Linked DNA regions of Homo sapiens: region 1 is linked to region 2. The links are chromatin loops, found by intact Hi-C in ENCODE. Cell type or tissue: chondrocyte. All regions are shown on one strand.

Region 1 (8,000 bases), 380 kb after region 2:
CCTAATTTTACTTTAAAGATAATAATATCGGGCGCAGTGGCTCACGCCTGTAATCTTAGCACTTTGGGAGGCTGAGATGGGTGGATTGCCTGAGCTGAGGAGTTGGAGACCAGCCTGGGCAACATGGTGAAACCTCATTTCTACTAAAATACAAAAAATCAGCCAGGCGTGGTTACAGGTTACTCAGGAGGCTGAGGCACGAGAATTGCTTGAACATGGGAGATGGAGGTTGCAGTAAACTGACATCACGCCACTCTAGCCTGGGCAACAAAACGAAACTCTGTCTCCAAAACAAAAACAAAAACAAAAACGAAAACAGATAATATCGATTCTTGCAAAATATAATAATTAAGAAATTTAATCCTTTATCACAAACCCTCGTAGCAGAGCAGAGCTCCCCATATATATGAGTATTGTACCTAGGCTGGACGCATTCCTCCTCTTACTTTTGGGAATGTCCCACTCTGTCTATGGAGTAGCTGTTCTTTCACTACTTTATTCTCTTAATAAACTTGTTTTCACTTTGCACAGTGGACTCGCCCTGTGTTCTTTCTTGTGTGAGATCCGGGAACCCTCTCTTGGGATCTGGATCGGGACCGCTTTTGTGTAACAAAGACATGGGAAAGAAAAATTCACGTCCATAGCGAGCTCTGTCACAGCGACATCGGACAGTTGGGAGGGCAGGCGTTTCATCGGCAGTCTCCTAAAGAAGGAAGTTCTGCTGTGTAGCTAAACTGGAAGGCTCCTCTTCTGCAGTTGCTAGTTTGGAGACACTTTTCTCTTCTCCTGCCTTGCACACTGGAGAGGATACAGGTTAATCACACTGACAGATACACTGGTTCACTGAGGGGTAAGGGTTATTGGGGAGCATGCATGTGGACATTGCAATGACACAGTGATGATGCTCAGACAAATGAGGTCACACTGAGACAGGAAGCATCTCCATGAATTTCTATATAGGTGGAAAACTGCATAAGCAACTAGTGCAGGAGACAGAATGATCCAGCACCAGTGAAGTTGCTGTGGTCCCGGGCAACGAGTATGCCTCAAAGGTAATCCCCATTCTGATATTTTCCACCATTGATAACTTTGTCGCATTCTTGGACTTCATCTAAAGGGAATCATGTCATAAACACTGGGCGTCTGGCTTCCTTTGTTCTGCACCTTTGTAGAAGCCCTCCATGCCAAAGCATGCATCAGCAGTTAGTGCTTTTGGGTTGCTGTCTAGTATTCCACTATACGAAGAACCAAGAAATCTTTATCTACTGTTGACTGGTATTTGGATTATTTCCCGTTTGGAACAGATATAGATAAACCTGTTATGAACATTCTTGAACATGTTTGACTTGTATATTCTTGACTTTTTAATGTGGAAATTGAGACCTCAAACTCACTATACCATAGGGGTGGAATTCCAGCAATTCTCTGTACAACCCCTGCACAATTCCAAGAAGAAGGCAAAAGAAGAGAGACGTGGATATTTTGCTTAGTTAGCCGTCTTGAACTTTCCCTTATTTTTATTCCTCTGCTTTTAGGAAATCCCACTTGAAAAGTAGCTATTTTCTCCTTTGCAAGTCTATCTTTTTCAACAAAAATCTTAAGCAAAATATAAAAAGCCAATACCAATTGATTCCTAAAATGAATCTATCAAGTTTCACTTTTTTTTTTTCCTGAGGAAGCCGAGCATATTGACTCATTCTAGACCCTAAAAATATGCCTACATCCCATCTATTAAAAAAAAATGCAAGAGGGATCTGTGGGCAGGAAGATGGCTGAAACTCCCTTCTCTCCAGCCAGCCCCCAGCATGATGCTTGCTTTAAAGCCTGGAGCATGATGACACACACCTCACCCATGTGGAATATCTCTCCAGAGCCAAAGGTAAGGTGAGGCAAGTTTTCACCAATATTTTGATTTGTGATGCTGAAGACATGCACTTAAGCACTACAATATGTAAATGGTTTCCTACTTCAAAAAAAAAAAAAAGAAGCGATGCCAATGATTTTAATAGACTTAGCAAAACAACTGTAAGTCTACTACACAATTGAACAACTCTAAGCAGTCCTGATGATGCTACAGAATTCCGTTATACTCTCCTCTTCATGTAAGTGGATTTTCTAACCTGCCAATTACGGCTTTCCATTTTCTTCCTGGAGTTATACATCATGCGAATCTCAGATAGCACTGTCCTTGGAGCTGTTTTCTTGCCAGTTCACAGTGCCACCTGTGGCTGAGCACTGCCTTGCTGGGCATGCATTTATGTTGACCTGTTTTCACTCTTGGTCCCGGAAAACTTCAGCCTTCTGATACTACCAGCCCAATGCCCAAGTTTCCTGGCAGCTTTATTTACAGTCACTTTAAAAGACGGAAGGCAGATTTCAATTTTATGGATTGCCAATAAAGTAAGATTTACAGAAGTTCCCCAGACCACTGGGAAAATTACTGGAGCCCACAGCTGCAACAGCACATCCCCAAGGGAACATGCTGGAGAGTGGCAACTTCTCCTATCTGGTTTTAAACGTCCCCAACTCCTATACATTCCCTTCCCAGGCCCCTTCCAGGCAGAAGAGGGGACTGCAGTTTCCATACTGCTCACACAAAATTAAGCATCTCTTTCCAGCCAGCTCCCAACAGCCTCCCTGGTAAGCTGGAAAATCAGCTTGGGGGATCTGAGTTAAGAAGAACAACAAGAAGAGTGAGGTGGGCAGAGTTTGGATCCACAGGCTCAGGACTCCCGTCCTGGGCATATCTGGATCCCCAAGGCTGGCAAAATTGTATACCAAAGGATGCTGCGGGGTAAAGAGGGAAATAGATGACATTTTAGATTTTTTTTTCTTCTGAAATGTCTGGACACACTGCCCAAAGCATCCACATACAAAGAAGGTATTTCGTATAAAGTCATTTATAAAAAACAGACACTCTATAAGGCAGTGATAGGCTCAGTTCAGCTCAGCGAACAAGGATGGAGCTATGGCTTGGTCACAGGCACAGAGCTGGTGCTAGGTGCAGAGACTCAGGGATGTATAGGCAAAGAGGTCTCACTGCCCACTGATGTGTCTGGAGAGGTGGGTGGGTGAAGGGACTTTCCATTTGTCCTCCCAATTTCCTCTCCGAAGCCTGTCCCTTCCCTGGGGTCCACTACTTCTCTGACCTTTCCTGAGAAACAGACTAATAAATGTGGCTACTTACATTTTACATTACATTCTAGGAGCAAATCCAGGGGGCCAGGAGCCCTGCACTCGGCTGGCTGCTTAGTCCCTGGCCCAGACCCCAGGGCCTGACAGGCATCAGAGGGGCCCCTGGGTCTGCTGCTCTGAGCTCAAAACACCCAATACTCTTTGGTGGGTGGGAAATTAAGGGCGGGGATAGCTCCGTGTGCATCCTAGGTCTTTTCCTCTCCCAAGAGAATTCTACTCTGCCACAAAGGAACTCAGCCTCTGCGCCCTGTGGCTTCTGCTGACGGGTGGTGTGTGCTCTGGATGGGGGGTAGGGTTCCTGGCTAGGAGTGGCAGTGGCGCCTGCTCTGGAGTGTCCCTAAATGTCAGCATGCAACATTACCAGGCAGGCCCTCCCACTTCAGTCCTCAGGCCACTCATAGGACCTCCTGTCCCCATGTAGAGAGGCTGACACCAGGTTGGAGCCAGCACTGAAAGGATCCCCGAACTCCTGCTTCTACAAGGCAGCATCCGCAGGTGAGCGGCCAGGCACCTACAAGACACGCACCCTTCAAGCCTGGCTTCCCAAAGCCCCGCCGGGCCAGGCTGGCTGGCACAGCAGACAGTCATGCAGCAGGGTCCCCAGCGACCCCCCATCCCTGAGAGAACACACGGAGTCCCCCGCCCGCCAGCTGCTCCGGAGGCGGCTCCAGGGTAGACTCAACAAGTTCCCGGGCCATGCAGCGCCGCCTGCAGCCCAGAAACCCGGAGGACGCGCTGTGGCGGAGCCCCGCGCGCAGGCGGCAGCCGGCGGCAGCCGGCGGCAGCTCCTTCCACCTCCTCCTCCTCTTCCTCCTCCTCCTCCAGCTCTGGCGGCGGCGGGAGGGGGCTCCTCCACTCCCTCCCTATCCCCCACCCCACGCACGCGGCCCGGCCCGGCCCGGCCCCGCGCCGCCCCCGCCCCACCTCCGCCCCGCGGGGCCCGGGGCTCCGCCCGCCTCGGTGCCAGCCGGGCGCACAGGCGGCAGGCGCGCGGCTTGGGGCGCCCTCGCCTCTGGCCGCCCGGCTCCGCGGAGTAGCTGGGACCTGGAGCAGCGGAAAGGACTTCCCTCCTGCTCCCTCCTCTGCCCCGCCCCCGCCTCCTGGCCCTGGCTCTGAGATCTCGCCGAAGACAATTGCAGTAAATGAGGACATCGGAGGAGCGCGAAGCCGGGTGGCTGTGGCTGGCTCCGCCGCGTCGCGAGCAAGCGAGCGCGCGGGCGTCCCCGGAGCTGGCCCAGCCGCTGCCTCCCCGCGCGCGTCGCTAAGCGGGGCCGGAGGGACGCGAGCGACGCGAGCTGCGGCGCGGGGGCCGGCCGGGCCAGCAGGGCCGGGCCGGCAGCGGTGGAGGGGGCGGGCAGCAGGCGCGCAGCGGGCCAAGTCCCCGGAGCCGAGGCTTCCTCCGCGTGAGCGCGGCGAGTCTGGCCGCGGATGCCCTGTCCGGAGTGCTCCGTGCCGCCCCAGGCTTGCCAGGGTCCGCAGCGAGACATGCCCGAGCCAGGCGCTGCATCGACCTCGACTTATCTGTAAGCAGCGGAAGGTAAGCGGAGCCCCGCGTGCCCTCCTCCCGCGCCCCCGCGCCCGTCGTACTTGGCCGCGGGCAGAGCACCGCTGGGACGGGCGCCGACCCCGATTCGGGCGCACACACTCGGCCCCAAACCGGCTTGGCCGGAAACTCGGCGGCTCCCGGGGCCGGGACACCCCGGTGCAGCCGGGAGCGGACCCGGTGCGGTCGCAGGTGGGGGGCAAGGTTATGCAACTGCATCTGGCGCGACCGGGTCGCTGAGGGGCGTCTGGCAACTTTGGCGACGTCAGGGAGGAGCGGGGCTGCGCCTCTGCGATGTGGGTTCCAGACAGACGCCACAGCTTCGTGAGCGCCCGACAGCCCTAGCCAGGCAAAACTGGGAGATCTGGGGGCGGCCGTCTCCCCGGAAGGTTTCGAGGCTTTTAAGTATTTTCCAAACTAAAGCGCCCTGGAAAGTACAAGTACGGCTGATTAACTTCGGGGGGGGGATGAGTTGGAACAGAGGGGCCCTGACGCCGGCCGTTGAGGAGAGGCGCGAGCAGCAGTGAAGGCAGATGCCCACGTGAAATGCTCGTCTCCTCCACTCGCTGGGGTTGGCACCTTCCCGGGGCTGCGGGTTGGGGTCGGCGCCGCGGGGCTTCCCGGTGCCTGGCAGCCCGAGTCAGACCGGGACAGGCGTGGGAAACCAACCAACGCTGCAGACCTAAGAGACTGCGAGCTGGCGGGCGAGGGCAGGAGGGAGGAGGGAGCCCGCGGGCAGCCCGGGGTCGGGGCAGCTCCTGGAGCCCAAAGTCAAGAGCGAGAGTCTGCATCTTGCTGGTTCATGCTCAGGGCTCCAGGCTGATGTCCCCACTGCTTGGATAAAGAGCCGCTCCCTGTGACCTCAGCATTCTACTACCCAAAAATATGCCACAGGGAGAGGGAGCCAGTGATAAAGAGATGCCAGGAGTGGGGGAGGAGAGGTGCCTCTGGAGTAAATAGGAGAGAAAATGGGTGCGTTTTGCTTATCTACAGCCCAGGGCTCCCGCCCGGACCCCTCTCCTGCTGTTGGTCTGTGCTGGGGAGCTGCACGCGCTCTGGGCCCCTGCGCCAGAAGCAGCGGTGAAGCGGTTTACTTTGACCTTGTCTGCTTAGGCGCTGAAATTCTGCGGAAGCATCCCGAGGTGAAACTGCAAGAGTGGGAATGAACTTTGGGGGAGCCCTGCCTTGGCTGGGAAGCCAAACGATCATTTCAGAAGACTACAGCTCAGGATAGCACAGGGTAGACGTCTGTGCACTTGAACGCTCCCCCCTCAACGAGGACTTGCTAGAGGGTTACCTTTCCATGCCTTATCTCAGTGGGGGGACTGTCAGAGTGACTGCGCTGGCTGGGTACTTGATGAAAAAATACCACTCACAAGACCCGGGCCATTCCCAGAGTAGTACATACATGAAAATGATATAACCCTTATTAAGCTTACGCTACAGCAAGTTACCGTCATTTCACTATGCAGAGGCGGAAAGTGCTGGTTTTTACTATTCCCCCACACTGTACTATTTCTTACATTCATATCCTGTTGAATGTTACTTTTGAAAGTTCATATTTATCTTTGCAATTTTTTTGCAAGAATGATTAGCAAACATGCACAAGGAGCTCAAAGAAAAAATGGAAGTCCTGCCATCTGCATGCCTCACCAGATATTAATCATTTACTATCCATGTTTACTACTTACATTAGATGGCACTGCTCCTCACGATGGTTTTATTAGAGGCGCATTTGGTTAAGGAAAAGAAAAAGTCTAGCACAGCTATCACTAATTGCATGATTTTGCATAAATTACATTAGCCATGGAGAGTTTTGTTTTCTTCACTAAATTCATCATTTTGTTTAAAAGACTAAACAATTCAGTTTAATTTCTTTAGCTAAATGAAAGACTTTTCCTTAAAGACAAGATGTCCTTGAAAAGCTACATATGTCTTTAAACTTATTACAGTTGCCACGACTTTGTATTTTATCATTGTGATTAAGACTTTGAGCTTTCATGTAAGTCAGGCCCTTTATCCTATTAAGAAACAGAATTACTGGTTAAGAAATAGGCTAACAAGGCAAAAGCTGGGAAGCTCCATGTCTGCACAATGAGATTTCTGCAAGCTCTATGGGAGGCTGGGTACTCTATTACTCTGTTTACTTCGGGGGCTTCTCTGTTTTGCCACAGTTGTTTTCCCCTGTGGCAGGAAAGGGAATTTTTGTGTTTTGTTTCTCCCTCTGTAGGGAAAAATTTTTAAATAAATCAATAAATAAGAGAAAGACTTGTACGTGAAAGGCATTCATCTACAAGGAAGACTCCTACACACTGAAATAAGCAGTCCAAAAATCAAAATGATTCTCAGAAATAACAACGGATCGCAGTGGAGTGGCAGGACAGACCCGTTCACGTAGACATTTGTATTCTCTTGTTTGCGCCCAGCCATGGCTATCTCATTTAGAGACAACTACTGAACTCTGGAATATGAGAAGCAGGTGACTTATGCTTCTCAGAGACTCATGATACAGAAATGATCACAGCTACCTCCCAAAGCAGCAGCTCTGTGGTCAGATATTTACGTAGGAGGGCAGTGACAGGTTCACCACGGATTTTAACGCTTGTGAAGGATGCTGTTCAACGCGTCCATAGCATCCAAGAAGCTCAGTTGGGAAGGCAGGCAAATTCTACATACTTGAGGCAAACCACCGTCATTCTGGGAGTGTGAGGTCATAAAAACTCCCCAGATAAAACCAGTGTCATCGTCATTTTCAACAGTCTTTCATAAATGTGAAGCACCACAACCCCTCCCCACCATGATTCCACTGGTTGGAGACCTACATTCCCCAACCAGAAATTAGCTGGCATGATTTATGAAGCAGATCCTTTTTTGTCTCACATATTTGATTTTAATATTTCATAACATTATGGGGTGACTTCAATATTTTAAAGCAAAATTTAATATGATTGATACTACATGACGACACTTTCATTACCATGAAATTCTCATACAAACATTGAGAGAAGTCTTTATTCCAATACTGGAGCTAACCTATGATATATATGTAGTGAAACTTCATGACTTTTAATCAGTTTATTTAAAATGTACATTGTTCTTATACATTAAGGACAGAATACAGACTTGCAGGAACCAAACTATAGGGACCCTGACAGGATTGCTGTAAACAAGTTGTTTGGACAATGTCTTGTGTTAAGCACTAAGCCATGAAAGGATAGGTTTGAACCTTTGGACCATGTGTGATAATGTGTCTGTTTCAGAT
Region 2 (8,000 bases):
AGCGTTTTCTTGGCGGCCCCTTGCGTCTCCAGACAGGCTCTGCTGCAGGGTGTGTTGGGGTGGGGAACCCTGGGCGCCTGGTTCTCGGTCTCTGCAGATCAAGACTAGGTCATCCAGTGGAGCCCCGTGGGTCTCAGATTTCAGAAAAGTCCTTTTGCTCGGCTGAGGTCATTTCACCGCCCGGAAGGGAGGGCTGTGCAGGGACCCCGGCCACAGGACGCACAGTGAGAGGATGCTTCGGCTTTTCTCAGGCTTGGAGCCCGAAAGCCGAGGTCATGAGATGCTGCAGCGAGGCCAAGAGCATCCAATTTGGGGAAACTGCTCTTCAGGGAAGTGTTTGGGTGTGTTTGCTTTGGGAGATTCCTCTTAATGGAGGATTTGATGACTCGAGTAGAGAAGCTGCAGTAGTCAGGCTGATGCTGAGCAGCGTTAAGGAGGTCAATGTCACACGTCTGGGAGAATCCACAGGGAGAGCCAGGGGCCTGTGGCCGGGGAAGACCTGGGATGCCAGCGGGGTAGCTGGGAGGGTCGAGTAACTGAGGGCGTCTCTTGCTAAAACCAGTACCATGAATCCTATGAGGTCTGGATATTATTAAAGTGTCAGGCTGACATGGTGTTAAGAGAAAAGGGTGGCAAAAATCCCAGTAGGCAAGCAAGAATGTTTCAAGCAAATTGTCCTTTAAAAAACTTACCAAGCCATATTTTATTTTTTAACGACAATTTTTTTTCTTTATTATGTCTTCTTGAACATTGATTGTTATTGTGTACAGACAGGTCTTTCACATATTTCACAGAGTAATTTCATATTGAATGGTATTGAGTTTTTTCTTTTTTTAATTTTTAATTTTTGTGGGTACCTTGTGGTGCATATATTTATGGGGTACATGAGATGTCTGGATGCAGGCATGCAATGTGAAATAAGCACGTCATGGAGAATGGGGTATCCGTCCCCTCGGGCATTTATCCTTTGAGTTACAAACAACCCAATTACACTCTTTCAGCTATTTTAAAATATACAATTATTATTGACTACACTCACCCCACTGTGCCATCAAAATGCATATTTTTGAATGGACTTTTTTAATACAAATATTTCTCTATGCTTTATTTCTCAGGATCATCTGAAAGCCTATGGGAAACTCTTACCAGTCCACACGTTTGCTTTGCACCTTATTTGAACATTAACTGCTGCAGAATTCCAGTGGTGCCAGGCATTTCGAATATCCTAAACTGGACACTTGCCCTGAAATAATGTAATTGTGCTGCATAAATACTTTTATGCCTGTGAACTCAACTGAGTTAAATATTAACTGTAAAGAGTCCTACAAAATCTTGTAGTTAATAAATGATGTTACAGCTTAATGTTGGTGCTTAGGAACCTTTGAGAGCTTTTTATCTTCATATTTTAAATTCTTAATGATCCCTCCCCCTTTCTTATTAATGCCATTTTGATAAATGAATATTTTTATTCAGGGAGTCCTTACCATTTTCCTCATTCGTTGGAAGAAAAGGGACTCTAGTGAAAGTGAATGCCGCCTCTCTCTCTTTCTCTTTCTCTCCACTCTGCCACTGCCTCTATCTGACTGTGTTCCATTGAAACAACTGGAATCAAATTTTAGCAGGAAAATTCACTTGATATGACCACGCAGCTACACGCTTCCCCGTACCAAGCTCTTACTGTAGTGAGCACCCTGTGTGTGGATGAGTGTGTACCACACAGCCACACACAGTCGTGGTTGGGGGAACCTCAGAATGTGAGAACAGCTAAGGTCCTCAAGAGATCATTCTAGCCCAAAGCCCTCATTTTCCATGTGAGATAACTGAGGTTCAGAGAAGACAAGTGAGATGGCCAAGGTCTCCAGCAGGCCTGGGGTCACTGTGCAGACTCCGTGCCCTTCTGTTGCACTGTGTGGTGTGGAAGGAGCAGGAACACGTCAGTTTGAATATCAGCCCATTTCCCAACCCCACAGTGGTGCTGGGGTCACCTACCCCCAGGCTGGAGGTGAGTGAGGTAATCTTCCTTACAAGGCTTTCGATGTGCCTCAGTGAAAGCAGATTCCTGGAACTTCGGTGCGGTTACCCGGCCCTGGCCTTCAGGGCCCATCCCGCTGGTACTGGGGTGAGGTGGAGGGGACCCAGTGGGTGGGAGGCAGTAGGCGCTGCCAGTCTCTTGGTGCCTGTTCCTCGGCACAAGTACCACACCATGCTCTGTTAAAAGGAACTTCATAGTGGAATAAGTGTGCGGGCCACAACACATTGTTCAGCTTTGTGTAATTCGGCAGATCTTGGAATGATTGGACCCCACCCACCAACATCCTGCTGAATGAGCATAGTCAGTAACAGCTCAGGAATTGCTACTCCAGACATGGGTGACTAAAAATAAAACCAAACTTCAAGGAAACAAAGCCAAGACTATTCCGTGGCTAGATTCTCGAATGTGGGTCACCTCTCCCTATTCCACTGTCTTCATGGCTGAGAGGGGCTGCTGGCCCAGTTCATGCTCCTTTGACCCCAAGCCCATAGTGATCTCCACCCCAAGATCTGTTCTTGGTTCTTCTTTGAACCTGACTTCACCTGGGGCACCACATTCAGTGGGTACTTTCTGGGACGTTTCCCACGCCCACCCCTGGAGACCTCACCTGCTGACCTTGAAGGTACAGCTCAGACCTCTTGAGGCAGCGCCTGGAACTGAGCCTGGCGTAAACATCATGATTGTGCTCCCCATGAACAAGAGCTCCTCTCACAGCTCCCTCCCTCCTCAGTGAGGGATGCTTCCCAGCAAAGTGACAGGCACACCAGCTTGGCTCCTGCCACACTTGACCTGGATGAATGCATGTCAGTGTCCAGACAATGGTTCAGATTTTACAAAATCTGATCAGGTGGAAGCCCTGAGTTCATTTTATGTTCGTCCGATGTAGCTGTTTTGATTCTTCCCTTTTCTTTTTCTGTTTTATTTTTTTTTCTTTGTGCCTTAACACTTCAAGACAGCTTAGGTCACTTAAAGTTCTAAAGTCAACATAAGTCCTCTGGAGCATATCCAGTACAAAAGCAGAGAGAGAGCTGGACTCCTTTTCAATAAGGACCAAAGGACTTACCCACCCAGCATGCGGGTATCTTTAGGCTGCTAAAAGGTATTTTCTGTGGTCATCGACTCTATAAGCTGGGCTCTTCCTACTTTTATAAAAACAAGGACAACTGTCCCATTAGCTTAATGAACTGGGCTGTGTGATTCACTAGACTGAAATTGTGAAATTCAACACATCCCCCTGGAAACCATCGGTGTGCCCTCTAAAGCGCTGCCCACTGTTGCTTAGGGAATGGCAAGCATATGCTTTTTTCAGGTCATCTTTACTCTGTTAACGACTGAAGAATGACAAGCAGTTATGAGGTGCTATTAATTTTTATGAAAAGAGAAAACAATTACTTTTAATAGAAATTGGGATCCCTTTTTAAATGAAGAAAAAAAGACTGCTTATTCTAGTCAATAAAAAAGTAGACGAAACCATTTATTAACCAGTTGGTGGCAGTGTTTTCATTAAGAAAAGATATTATGCACACTTTACTTCTGATTCATTTTATCAAATGTTTAAGAGGATGGACTTTAGGTATTTCTCACTAATATGCTTAAAATTCCAGCAATATTTGCAACTTCCAACAGGATTTGGAATTCCAATGGGAAACAGAGTTTTTAAGAGTTCCTGAGTAAGTTTCTACCTCCAGGAAATTACATAAAGTACATGATGCGAAATTTCAATCTTTGTTATATTTTCTATTGCTAGCCTCTTTGCTAAGGTTTATAGAAATGGTAAACAGCACTGCTTGGCTGGGAACACGCTTCTGTTGATTGGTTTACAAGTTGACTTGAGCTATACGGATAAGATGCGCTTTTAACAGGTTAACAGTTCCTCTTTCCTGTGTTCTATCAAAGAGGAGAAAGGAAGTCATATTCAGCTCTCTTCTCTAAAATTATCCAACGAGTGCTTTTCTCACTCACTCCCTGCAGACAAGGAAGTCTGCCTGCAGGGAAGGGAGTCATACGTCACAGACAAGCAGAGCACCCCGAGGTTTATTTCTGTAACAGAGTCACGTGACAACATCCTTGCCAACATGTAAATTCCATTACGCCAAAAGAGATTGCCAATCAGGTGTGGGAATAACGTTGTCCTCCTACTGAAAGGCACCAAAAATATCCACAGCCTTGACCTCTCCATCTGGGAATATGATTTTACTCCTTCTCCAAGGGACTGAACCCTCCCACTCATGTGCTGCTGGCACCATCTGGACTGTCTCCATCTGGGAATTGGATCCTAAGCCCACACAGATGTACTCAAAGCCAATGTCTCTACCCAGTAGATACTCTGACCTCTTGGCCCAGGGGGAGACACAGAGCAGCACAAAGTAATTTGTCAGAGTCTGTATTTTTCCCTCCTCATCCAGAACCTGTGCCTTCTTACTCTCCCTGGGATTTGAATTGTGTTATTTTGTGTTCAGAGTTTTATTTCCAAGGGTATGTTGTTCTAACTGGCATTGCATTTGGGATGATCTTTACCAATTAGTATGGCAAAACTCCCTTGCCCTTCCCTGCTGCCTCCAAGATGCACAGCCCTCCAGGCCCATACAGATGAAGGATTGGGGTCACCTAACTGAGGGCTGCACAGCAAATTTACAGGAAAATGAAACTGGCAGCCTTGGATGCAGTTTTCAGTTCATGAAAACTATTGTATGTGAATGAAATGCACATTGTTGATTTAATCAAGTGGGAATGCATAGCCTGCCCTAAGAACAGGAGCAGTCTGGCCAAGGGAAATGGGCCTTGAACACTTTTTTATCAGGTGATTACTCCAATCGTCACATTGGCCAGCCTCCTAGAAGCTTGCAAAGATGACTAACTAAGCCTAATGTGTATAAGACAAGCTGTCACAAAGGGCTTTGTGGCAAGGCCTTCTGAGAGATCTAAGCATCCAGTATCCTCCACCACCCACACAAGGCCACCCGAAGTTTCCAATGCCCTTGGCTGGGACTTTTGCCAATGACCTGGGACACTCATGTCTTTACGGATGCTGGTGCCTGGAAGACACTTAGCATTTGACCTGCAAGTGGGGTAATTGAGTCTTAGCTTCAAACCGTTGAGCAGCAGGTCAGGGGGGCATTGCAGGGCAGAGTAGCTGTTTTTTCAAAAGCTTGAAAGACTGTCAAGCTTCAAAGAAAGGGGTTAATGTCAATGAATGGCCAATTCCCACTCAGTATAAGGAACAATTCCAACTGCTCCTGATAGTACACAAGTGAGAACATTCATAAATGTGGTACCAGAATGATTCAGGTTCAAATCTTCACTTTCCTACTTCCCAGCTGGATGACCTTGAGGTTATTTAACCCCTCTGGTCATCTCTTTCACCTGCTCATTCTGTTCCTCAGAATTGTTATGGTGGTCAAGTTCAAATGCATGTGATGGGTCCCAATTTGAACTGTAAATATTGTCACCTGAAGTGGGCATCATTTTTAAGAAGCAGAGCCAGTGGTTACCAAGGTTATTAGCAAGGGAATTCATAGGGTAATAATAGTTTCATTCATTATTCATTGAACTGTATTGTTCATTTACATGATTTCAGATAATCCTCTCAAGAACCTCTGAAAGAATGTTGGAATTCTCATAGGTAAGGAAAGTGGGGCTTAGAGATGTGAAGTAAATTGCCCAGATGACTGGCATCCCTGAAACTGGAACCCACATCTATGGGGGCTCTTATCTTCTCTGGGTCCCCCATACACCCCGCTTAGTCAAGGGAAAAGGTTATTCCCAGTGATTCCAATAGGGTTCACTGCAATGCAGAATAGAAAGAAAATGGAAGAGAAGTGTGCACATCTTCCTATAAGTCTCCACCCACTGAAATCTGGTCACACCAGGAGATCAGCAGTAGTTTAAAGGTTGTTTGCCTCTTACTCTTTGACAGAGCTGCCCTGCTCCTTTCTGTACATAGCAGCTAAACCTGTAAGTGTATAATGCTTGAGAAGATCAAAGGGTTGTCTTCTAAAATACGCTCTAAATAGCTATTAAATTCTACTTTAATCTGAAGTATAAATTCTACAAACACAGCTGTGATCTCCCAAGTGTATCATGAATGTCTGAACAGCTGGGCAAAAGCTGCACTGGTGTAAATGGACTTGTCTCAGACATGTCTGTCACAGCCCAGCATGAATTGGAAAAATTTTCCTGTGATATTCCTTTGGTTTGTTAATAAATGATTACAGGCAGACTGAGAGTGATCTAAACCCTACAATTAGTGTTGTGAAGACAGGAGAAAATGTGCCTATGTACACATTGCAGATCAAATTGTGCACTCTGAAAACCCTGCTGCCTAAAGTTCAGAATCCTATACATGATCAAGACCAGGTATCAATCAGCCAAAACATCATCTGCTCAGAAAAAAGAATCTGTGCACCCTCTTTTTCCTTCTCTTGTGTTTCATTCTTTCCATTTCTCCCACTTCTCCCTTCCTGTCTTCCACCCTTCATCCCCTCGTCCTTTTCCTCTGCTTGTCAGTTAGTTTTTAGTTTTATCAAACTTACACATGTATATAAGTTAAAGAGCCAATTAATCATACACATTTCCTTACTCCTCCTTCCCCTTCCCAGAAGCAATCACTTTCAACACCTTCAGCTGATTATTTTATCACCTCCATATCTCCAAAAATATGCCTGTATTCCTTCTTTATTTTTCTGTTTCAGACATTATAGGGTTAAGTCATCATTTTCGTGAGATCAACAGTTGTTTACATATTGTGACTTTGTAACATCAGACACAGGGACACCATATAGTAAGCTAAGAGTACTCGTCTTTTCCTGCACAACTTTTGCTTTCTCTGGAGTTAATACATTTATCTCTTTAATTTGATGAATTGTCTATGTACTCATCCTTAATCCAACAACAAAAGCTTCATTAGTGGAATAATCTCCTCTTAAGACATGCAGACACATCTGGATCTTTGTCTGTTTAGTCTTCCTGAAGAAACCTCTCTCAGAGCTTTCCAAGCCACTCCAGTCTGAATCAGTCAACCTGTAAGCTTGGGGCAAAGCTGTCCCCTAGAATCACCCTTCAGAATTATTTGCAGGGTTCCTCCATTTATCTTTTGTCTTCATCACACGCTCTTTTATTCCTATGTCACTTTCTTGATCTATACTCCATTTTGGTGTGAAGCACATCCATCTACAGACTCCTGAGAAAAGGTGCATGAGAAGTGCATCTTTGAGACAGTGCTTGCCTGAAAATATCTTTATTTCACTCCCACAATTTCCTTCAGAATTACAAAGATCTCATGCAATTGGCTCTCAGCTATACATGAGTGTTATTGAGAAGACGGAAGCCTTTCTGATTCTGGATCTGCATGTGACTTTTTTTTTTAACTTACAGAAGCTTATAGATAGGGTCTTCTTTTTCTTCCTGAATGTTCTGAAATTTTATGATACATGAATAGATTTGGTGAGGCCTATTTTCAACTATTATGTTACATGTTTGGCAAGCTCTTTTAAACTAGAGACTGATGTTCTTCCATTATTGGAAATTTTCTTGCATTATTTCATTGATTATTTCTTTCCATGTGTTCTCTCTTTTTGGAACCACTATTTCCATATTATTTAAATGTTGAACCTCCTAGACTTGTCCACTAATTATTTTCTTCTATTTTGTATTTTTTAAATCTTTTGTTCTGCTCTCTGGAAGACTCCCTTGACTTATGTTTCAAACTTTCTAATGACTTGTGATCTCTATTGTGATGTTTTTTATTCCCAATAATGTTTTGTTGTTGTTGCTGTTCTTTGAATATTCCTTTTCTATAGTGTCCAGTTCTTATTTCATGGTTTCATTATATCCTCTTATCCGTGTAAGGATATTACTGATAGTTTTTTGATGTTGCTTTGGTCCAGTTTGGTTTTGATGTTGTCGTATTCCTCTTCCTGTATAGTTCTATTTCCTAAAAGTTGCTTTTTTTAAATGTGTAAATGTTCTA

The links. Peaks named below come from ENCODE experiments on the same cell type or tissue, not always from the same donor. Only the 100,000 strongest peaks of a DNase experiment are listed, where the experiment ranks them.
Region 1: it touches region 2 in a loop (4-fold over the local background); 2 of 110 quality-filtered maps call a loop at or near these places.

What each region holds. Positions count from the first base shown.
Region 1 is chr10:127,192,729-127,200,728 of GRCh38, reverse strand. The region is part of intron 27 of DOCK1 (dedicator of cytokinesis 1); the gene reads right to left. INSYN2A (inhibitory synaptic factor 2A) reads left to right here and starts at 4,138. Exons shown (of 6, transcript NM_001039762.3): 1 at 4,138-4,732; 2 at 7,999-8,000. In chondrocyte, CTCF peaks have their summits at 2,025, 2,228, 3,702 and 3,903 (motif pointing left); a DNase peak (open chromatin) is centred at 3,769.
Region 2 is chr10:127,573,114-127,581,113 of GRCh38, reverse strand. No RefSeq gene overlaps it. Among named protein-coding and RNA genes, the nearest start is that of NPS, 28 kb to the right of the region's middle. In chondrocyte, CTCF peaks have their summits at 3,324 and 3,525 (motif pointing right); a DNase peak (open chromatin) is centred at 168.